Regions from separate parts of the Homo sapiens genome. Here all the other regions are linked to region 3. A link is a contact called in ENCODE Hi-C or POLR2A ChIA-PET data. All regions are on one chromosome and are shown on one strand. Each heading gives the region's core, a stretch centred on a gene start or an enhancer-like site at or near the end of the contact. The rest is flanking DNA. Distances are from core to core; before and after follow the strand shown.

The links. A loop is a pair of places that touch in the nucleus more often than their neighbours do. ChIA-PET counts read pairs that join two places held with the same protein, here RNA polymerase II (POLR2A). Pooled maps may share reads with other maps.
Region 1: a pooled map shows a loop between it and region 3 (2.1-fold over the local background). The contact joins two enhancer-like sites. A Hi-C loop is called at or near these places in 5 of 37 single-sample maps with no recorded cell type and 8 of 50 pooled maps. POLR2A ChIA-PET finds 5 or more read pairs at or near these places in 4 of 52 experiments (BJ, T-cell, WTC11 and 1 more).
Region 2: a map with no recorded cell type shows a loop between it and region 3 (8-fold over the local background). The contact joins two enhancer-like sites. A Hi-C loop is called at or near these places in 3 of 168 maps with a recorded cell type or tissue (IMR-90, Panc1 and mammary epithelial cell), 2 of 37 single-sample maps with no recorded cell type and 9 of 50 pooled maps. POLR2A ChIA-PET finds 5 or more read pairs at or near these places in 4 of 52 experiments (GM12878, MCF 10A, T-cell and 1 more).

Annotation. Positions count from the first base shown.
Region 1 is chr6:16,437,805-16,440,627 of GRCh38, forward strand. All of the region lies in intron 6 of ATXN1 (ataxin 1), which reads right to left. Among named protein-coding and RNA genes, the nearest start is that of GMPR, 200 kb to the left of the region's middle. Within about 2 kb of position 1,312, at least 2 of the 41 ENCODE cell types and tissues checked have a DNase peak (open chromatin) inside an H3K27ac peak, as active enhancers do.
Region 2 is chr6:16,318,423-16,321,475 of GRCh38, forward strand. All of the region lies in intron 7 of ATXN1 (ataxin 1), which reads right to left. Among named protein-coding and RNA genes, the nearest start is that of GMPR, 81 kb to the left of the region's middle. RefSeq lists enhancers at 1,916-2,035, 1,948-2,781. Within about 2 kb of position 1,714, at least 32 of the 41 ENCODE cell types and tissues checked have a DNase peak (open chromatin) inside an H3K27ac peak, as active enhancers do.
Region 3 is chr6:16,730,243-16,733,042 of GRCh38, forward strand. The region is part of intron 2 of ATXN1 (ataxin 1); the gene reads right to left. Among named protein-coding and RNA genes, the nearest start is that of ATXN1-AS1, 29 kb to the right of the region's middle. Within about 2 kb of position 1,494, at least 3 of the 41 ENCODE cell types and tissues checked have a DNase peak (open chromatin) inside an H3K27ac peak, as active enhancers do.

The DNA.
Region 1 (2,823 bases), core at 62-2,561, 290 kb before region 3:
ACCATGGAAGCTAGGTAGCAGAGAGTGTAAGGAGAGCTTCCTGTATTTTGAAATGCACTGTCCATGGACCTTGTCTGGGGAAGAGGGTGCCACACTAATTCTGGCCTTGGCTACTATGGGTGTTCAAGAAGCAGCATCATGCAATAGAAAGATGTGACACTTCTGGTCGGGACTTCTTATGGCAGTGGTCCCCAAACTTTTTGGCACTGGTCCATGAGGCTAGGGGTAGGGGGATCAGGCATTAGATTCTCATAAGGAAGGTACAACCTAGATCCCTCACATGTGCAGTTCACAGTACGGTTCACTTTCCTATGAGAAAGAATCTAATGCTGCCACTGATCTGACAGGAGGTGGAGCTTAGGCTGGCTGAGCTGGCTAATGCCGGCTCGCCTGCCTCTCACCTACTGGTGTGCCACCCAGTTCCTAACAGGCCACAGACCCATAATGGTCCATGGCCCAGGGGTTGGGAACCCCTGTGTTATAGGACCTGACACCCAATTTCTGCCATCTGAAAAGCAAAGAAAGATAACAATGGACTCTGTTGACTTTTTAGCAGAAATAAAAATTTCTTGTTTATTTTTTCTCCATTTTTTAATCCAAAATATTACAACACATAATAGGACACAGATACTGAAATAATACATTTAGTGCCAGCTTTGAGTCAGGTTTCATTGCTGTCAAGAGAAAGGTAAAGGTGATGTTCAATCCATCTCCCTTGTAGACAGTAAATTTTAATTAGTTTTAATTAGAAATGAGAAGTCCTACACCTCATCTCTACAAGTCTCCTGAAACATACCAAGATATTGTCTTTCTGTAGACTCAGAGCACGTATAATCAGATAACTGGTCCACTTACTGTTTATATTGTATATTTTATCCAAGAATGATTTATACCTATAAATCCAGCCAGGAGGATCTCAGAATAATATTTATGAGATAGACTGAAATTTAATAGCAACACTTCTTAAGTAGATGGACTATCAAGAAACTCTTAAAATAACAGAATGAAAAATAAGGTAGTGGCTCTGTATATAAGCCCCGTCAGCCAGTACACGGGAGGTACTCGATCAATGCCAAATGAAGGAGTGACTTCGTAAGAGGGACTAAGAAGCAATTCAAGTTGCTATTCTGGAATCTCTTGTGTAAGATGGGAATCAAGTCTAACAGAGTCATTAATAGAATTTAATAAGGAAAGCTTCCAAAAGAGGAAACTCCAAAGTTACCCTTTCATTACTGAATTTCTCAGATTCTCAGTGGATCTAAATTTAAACTGCACAGGAAACAAGGCCCTTTGTCAAAAGGTGCTAAATCTAACCTACACTATAAGAAGCACGTTTGCCCATCCTGTGTTCCATGTTATGAAGGGCCTCCAAGAATTTAAAAAGGACAAAATAGAAAAAGCAGAGAGTTCCTTTATAGTATTACTATCTAGCTACTAAAAGCCAAAAAGAAAAATGTGATGTCAATGGCAATTTGGCAACTACATTTGTAAAGTTATAACAAGCCAATTTTCAGAGCTAGAGACTTCTTTTCGCGGGGGGGGGGGGGGGGGGGGGGCGGGGCCGGGGGCGGGGCGGGAATAAGGGTTGGGGTGGGGTGGGGATGCTGACATCAGAATGTGTACCAGAGTGACTCAGGGGTTTTTTTTCAGCCTCAGAGCTACCATTTACTCAGCGTCCAGCGTCCTAACCAAGCCTAAACTTGATCTAAATTGTGTCTTTTGATGAATTAGTAGTGGTTGGTTTCATACTGTGTTAATTTGGAAAAGATACGTGTATTAATTTTATTTTCTACATATGTTAAACAAATAAAAAATTGAGCTTGTTTTGTTTTTCAAAGCACTTTGTAGTTTTCTTGTCCCTAAAAAGTATTTACTAAAAATCTGTGACCGAAATCAAACTTTTCATTTTGAAGTATTTGAGGTTTAATCCAGAGGCATAGTATTTAGCAGAAACATCTTCTCAAGCACTATTAAAAAATTAAAGTGGGGCCAGGCACAGTGGCTCACGCCTGTAATCCCAGCACTTTTGGGAGGCTGAAGTGGGCAGATCATCTGAGGTCGGAAGTTCGAGACCAGCCTGGGCAACATGGTGAAACCCCATCTTTACCAAAAATACAAAAATTAGGTGGGTGTGATGGTAGGCACCTGTAATCCCAGCTACTCGGGAGGCTGAGGCAGGAGAATCACTTGAACCCGGGAGGCGGAGGTTGCAGTGAGCTGAGACGGTGCCATTGCACTCCAGCCTGGGGGACAAGAGCAAGACTTCGTCTCAAAAAAAAAAAAAAATTGAAGTGGGGCCAGGTGCGGTGGCTCATGCCTGTAATCCCAGCACTTTGGGAGGTCTAAATGGGTGGATCGCTTGAACCCAGGAGTCTCCAGCCTGGGCAACATGGCAAAACCCCATCTCTACCAAAAATACAAAAAATTAGCCAGGCGTGGTGGCACATTCTTACCACAGAGACATGCCCCCAAAACAGATGAAAACTTTGATATTTCAAAAGAGCTAAAAGAAAATGAGGAAGTAAGAAGAGATAAAGGAACACTAATCCCAATAAAAACATTCAGAAATGAAGTGATTGGAGAAAACAAATAGTTGGATAGAGAGAGGCAAAAGAACGTGGGAAAGAATTTGAAGTAAAAGAAAAAAAAAAAACCATTTTCTAGATGAAGACCAAATAAGAAGGAACACAAGAGGGAATACATACATACACCTTTAGTCCCAGCTACTTGGGAGGCTAAGGTGGGATGATTGCTTGAACCCAGGAGCCAGAGGTTGCAGTGAGCCAAAATAGCACCACTGCACTCCAACCTGGGAAACAGAGT
Region 2 (3,053 bases), core at 464-2,963, 410 kb before region 3:
TAGAGAAAGGCCGGTCTGCTTTCCTGGAAGGCTAAGTCTGCATGGTTACGTTCTCAGCATGAAAAAAATCAGAAAACCCCGTCTCAAAGATGAAGGGGGTAAGCGAGAGACCCATTTACTGCAATGTTTAAAAATCATTAATAAAAACAGTCAAAACGCTTTGGCTGAGTGTAAGAATCTCTGTGAGTGTTCTATTTAAAACACTGAATCATGTTCACGCAAAGCCTGACTCAGTCCTTGGTGGAAGTGTTTCAGGGTTGTTCAGTAAACCCACACCCTAGCACCGGGACGCCTCCTAACACAAATCCCACATTAAAAGCTGGGTTTTTCTTACACATGGTAGCGTGGCTCACAGAGCTCCCTTGTGGGAAGGCCCTGTGGGGAGGCTCAGGGATGGCCAGGAAGGACACTGCCCAGTGAGTGACCACAGCAGCTGTGACACGGAAGCCCTTAGGCACACAGGTTCTAGCTCACTTGCCTTCCTTTTCTGGGGCCTTAAAATGTGTGCCTTAGGCAGGGAAGGGTGGCTCATCCCTGTAATCCCAGCACTTTGGGGGCCTGAGGCGGGAGGATCACATGAGCTCAGGAGTTCAAGAGCAGCCTGGGCAACATGGCAAGACCCCGTCTCTACAAAAAAATAGAAAAATTAGCTGGGCGTGGTGGTGTGTACTTGTGGTCCCTGTTCCTAGGGAGGCTGAAGTGGGAGGATTGCTTGAGCCTAGGAGGTCAAAGCTGCAGTGAGCTATTATGGTGTCACTGCACTCCAGCCTGGGCAACAGAGCAAGACCCTATCTCAAAAAAAAAAAATGTGCCTTAAAGAACAACATAATATTCAGTGCTAAAAAGAAATGAGCTATCAGAGCAACAAGAAGACATGGAAGAACCTGAAATGCATATCGCTAAGTGAGAGACGCCAATGTGAAAAGGCGACATACCGGATGATTCCAACTGCATGGCATTCTGGAACAGGCAAAACTATGGAGAGAGTAAAATGATCAGTGGGTGCCAGGAGTTTCAGGTGGGGTGTGGGGGACAAATAGTTGATGCATAAGGGATTTTTAGGGTGGTACAGCTGTTCTGTATAATAATGTAATGCTGGATACATGACATCATAAATTCATCAAAAACAGCATGTACAACACAGAGTGAACTGTAGTATAAACTATGGACTTTAGTTAAAAATAAGGTATCGGTACTGGCTCATCAGTTGTAACCAATCTATCACACCAATGCAAGATTTTAATAACAGGGAAAACTGTTAGGTGTGTGAGACCTCTCTCTACTTGCTGTACACCTAAAACTGCTTTAAACAATAGTCTTTAATTTTTTTCTAAATGCTATAAACAACAACAGTCTGAGAGAATCAAAACATATAAGATGACCCAGTTGGGGGCACATATAGCACATACAGTTTAAAGGAGAGCATTTTTCTCCTTTTTTTTTTTTTTTAGAGAGGTACAAAGACCCACAAACAAAAATGTGGTTTGACATAGTTTCTCTGTTGGAGCCTTTCCAGCACCAGAACAGACAGGAAGTGTGTATTACCAACAACTGCGGCACAAATCCAGGGCTGGGCTCTGCACACAGGGCAGTCACCAACTATCTATTTTTTGATACATTAGGATTCATCGCCACCAAGCTCGGCATGTTCAATGTTGGCAAGTGGGTCTGCCTTGGCTGCAAAGGGACTGACTCTACAGGCTCATGTGCCGCCTGCATGAGGGCCTCGGCTATTTTTAGGTACCAGCTAATCCATTCAATGCATAATGTTACCACCGATGACTCACAGCTCACAGAAGTCAACCAAAAAATAGTAGAATGAAAGGAAAGCCATCGGTAGACAGCCAGTAAGTACATCATGATAACAACTGCTGTACGAGCACACACACAGGCACACTCACACCCACGCCAGGACAGTCGGGAGGAGGAAATGGCACTGAATATTAAGCAGCCACCGAGTCAGGGAAGCAGTCACCTCGGGAGGCGCTGGGAAGCGACAGACGGCCCTAATAACACAGAGCCTGGCATTTAGGAAAGAAGCAAAGGAACGTGTCAACCCAGAGCACTTTACCAATACATTTTACAACTCCACTGAGCAAATGCTGTGTACTCTTCAGAGAAGCTGAACCTAGGAAGGGTGAGACAGAAGGATGGGATAATATAGAACGCCGCCAGATGGAAGCCAAAGGCTCCCCAGCTGGGGCCATCCTGGGCAGGGCTGTCCCAGCGGGCACGTCACTAACAGCCTCTTGCAGAAGAGGAGCCTGGGAGCCCTTGTTTCTGCATTGGTTGTCTTACTGATCTGGAGGGCTGGAGCACCAATGCACCCCTCAAATCCAGTTCATACTCAGAAATACAGATTGATATGCTCACGCAGGCTGGCATGACATCATTTAGCCTTAGAAACAGGAACGGCGGGAAGGGTGCTCGCCTCGGCCACTCGCGGGATTCCACCCCGAGGATTACAGGCAGGGTAAAAATGGCTTATTGTGCTCATTGGAAAAGTTCAGCCTTCTTTCTAGACTTTCATCAGCTGCCTCTCCTTCCATAAACTCTTTTTAGAACACGAGGCCTTTGATTTATTTTTCAGCTGTGAATCACTTTCTCAGGGCCCGAGCCATCTAAGTTGAAGCAGGGAAGGGAAAACTAACATTGCACAAGGTCCCAGTGCTACTGACGGGTGAGGGATATGTTCAGACTCAGATCTCTTCAGTGCCAGTTCCTGCATTTTCCAAGCAGCTAACCTACTTCCTACCCAAGGAGGAGGTGCGAAGCCCCATCCTTCTTTTGAGTTGCATTGGCTCCCACGTTGATGCTATCGCCTCGGGGGTCGCATCTGGATGCGCCACAGACTTATGGCCTCAAACTTGGAGGATATTAAGTGGATTATATTTGGCAGTGAGGCCCAAGGGAAGTGATTCTGTCATCCTTTGGGACTCTCAACCAGAATCAAGGCATGGCAAAGCAGCAACTCTCTTCCAGGGTGGGGAACGTGCTATCACCCTCCACTGAAGAGGAAGGAGGCTTCCTTTGGTGCACGCAGTAACAATGGA
Region 3 (2,800 bases), core at 244-2,743:
CACCCCAGCCTGGGCAACAGAGTGAGTGAGGCTCCGTCCCAAAATAAATAAATTAATAAATGGAAATGAACAATAACTTGGAATTTCCTTTATAAAATTAGATGTCTGCATATTAAATGAAGTTTGTTACTGCTTGATTACAATTTAAATTCAAGATTATCACTAAAAATCCCTTTATAGGTAGAAGTTAGGGAAAAAGATGTGTGAACGCAAAGCTTTCTGGAGTTAAAGGGTAAAACAGTATGTATATATATATATATATATAAATGTATTTATACATATATAATGTAATATAAAATATTTATGTACAATAATATATTTCTTAATTCTACAAAATACAGAAAGAATATTATAAGAAAATGTCCCACCTTCCTTAGGAACCATGTGTACCAAGACTTTTTAGGAATAGCACCCTGCCTGAAGATTGTATTCTTGCCCACTGTTCTTTCCTAACAAAATTTCCCTTCAAGTTCTCCTTTCGTTGTGAACTTCAGTTATTGCCTTTCCACTGGCTAAACACAACCACACATATCTTTCAAAAGCTAATTGAAGCATAAAGAAGTTAAACATGATTTATTCCAGGTCAAATTTCAAGTCAGTGGAAAAGCCATAAATACAGACCTTCCTCTTGCTGAGTGTTCTGGGTGCCGGGCCATGCTGCAGGGTGAAATTTTGACTTTTGATTGGTGTTTTCAAAATTCCTTTGTGTATTTAAAAGTAGCTCATATTGACAAGATAGAAGGAAGAAGCTTGGACAAATGTCATTAACGTTGCACAATTTCACATTCCTGGACCTATCACAGGTGCCACTGGTTATTAACATATGCATGTAAAACTCCCTGAAAGACACTGTATAACTGGCTCAAATGCCTACAAATGGAAGGAGGTTTAGTAGCCTAAAATATACTCTATTTTTCCCTTTAAGTGCAACTGAATCACAATCCACGAGAAGCAGTTTGTGCAAAAAAAAAATGCTCTGCATGTAAGAGCTACACTAAACTGCACTAGACCCCGTTCTAAGATAAGACCCGTATTAACAGAGCCAGGGAAGAATGAAAAGAAGATTCTGGGAGTGCAAGATGCATTCAGGGGAAAAAAACATCACAAGCACTGAGCTGCAATGAGAAATGAGGGCATCAGAGTCGTCATAAAAAAAAATCACAAGCATGTGCAGATTAGACAGATAACGAGAGAGGCTTTTTTTTTCTTTTCTTTTTTTTTTTTTTTTTTTTTTTTTTTTTAATAAAAACGGAGGTCATTCCTCTTGCTTTCAGGAGCTTGAAAAATAAACCAGAGCGACCAAGGGCTGCAAGGCTTTGACCTTCTGGTGAAGACAGCCTTTAGCAGGAGGAACCTAATCCCAGGAAGTTGTCTGTACTTTGCTTTCTGCTACCACACTAGAAGATTACTTGATCAAACAAATGGGCATTTTTCCCCATGATATCTCTGTATCATGAAAAAGTACATTTGTCATTTAATTTTTATCTAATTGTATTGCCGTTTCCTTCTCCGCCTCTTTCTCCCACCTACCCCCACCCCTCCTACACTGGCATTCTCTGTGGTCAAAGAATCTGTTTCAGTATTAGTGTTCAATATAGCAAATGTCAAGTAAACACTCTACACATTTCCTGTGCTATTTAAAGCACCCTAAGCAATTATTTGCTCTAAAGTATTAAACTGTAAATTTTCTTAGCTGGTGCCAATTCCTATAGTAATAGCTGTCACAGAAAAGTACTTTAGAGTACTCAAACACGGCTTTTAAACCGGCAACACTCATGCTACATTTGCCAAGACTTTTCTAGTTGTCATATTTTTATAGCATGTTTTTGAGACAATGGACTAACTGCAACAAAGTGTCATATGTAGCTCTTTTTTCATATTTGAAGCTTTATAGGCACACTGTAGTCTTTCAACATAATTTTTCTCCAAGCAAAAAGATGAGATAGAACATAAAAATAGGCAGACGCACATGGTCACACTTCAATCTCATCGTTATACTGCTTGGTGTTACAGGCCAGAATCATGACCATTGGAAAATATCACTCCGGCCGGGTGTGGTGGCTCACGCCTGTAATCCCAGCACTTTAGGAGGCCGAGGCAGGTGGATCACTTGAGGTCAGGAGTTTGAGACCAGCCTGGCCAACATGGTGAAACCCCGTCTCTACTGAAAATACAAAAATTAACCAGGCGTGCTAATGGGTGCCTGTAATTCCAGCTACTTTGGAGGCTGAGGCAGGAGAATTGCTTGAACTCAGGAGGCAGAGGTTGCAATAAGCCGAGATGGCACCACTCCACTCAAGTCTGGGTAACAGAGTGAGACTCCATCTCACACACACACAAAAAAAAATCACTCCATTTGATAAAGCTCCAAATCATAATAGCTGATAAAAGAGTCCCCCAACACTAGTTCTATAAAGGGTGCACACTGTATTTACACATACAAATGCATGCAGCACTTGAAAAATATTAAGCAACCAAAACATACATATGTAAATATGTGCAAAGACTAATATACTTCTACATGTATGCCCTTATTAAGTACTTTTATGTTTGACTAGATGTGCTTCTTTTGAAATCTTTTTAGCTTCATTACATGTTTTTGTAATTTCATGGAAGTAAATTAAAAGTAACATAGTTCTAAATCCTAAACAGCTAAGACTGCATTAAATTGCCACCTCCATCTACAGAATTGTATGGCCCTTGAAAAACTTCCATGGATGAGTGCAATTTGCAACCAAAACCAAAAGCCTCTTTACCTATTTTTTAAATGTAGTGAATTATTCAAACATATTTTCCAACC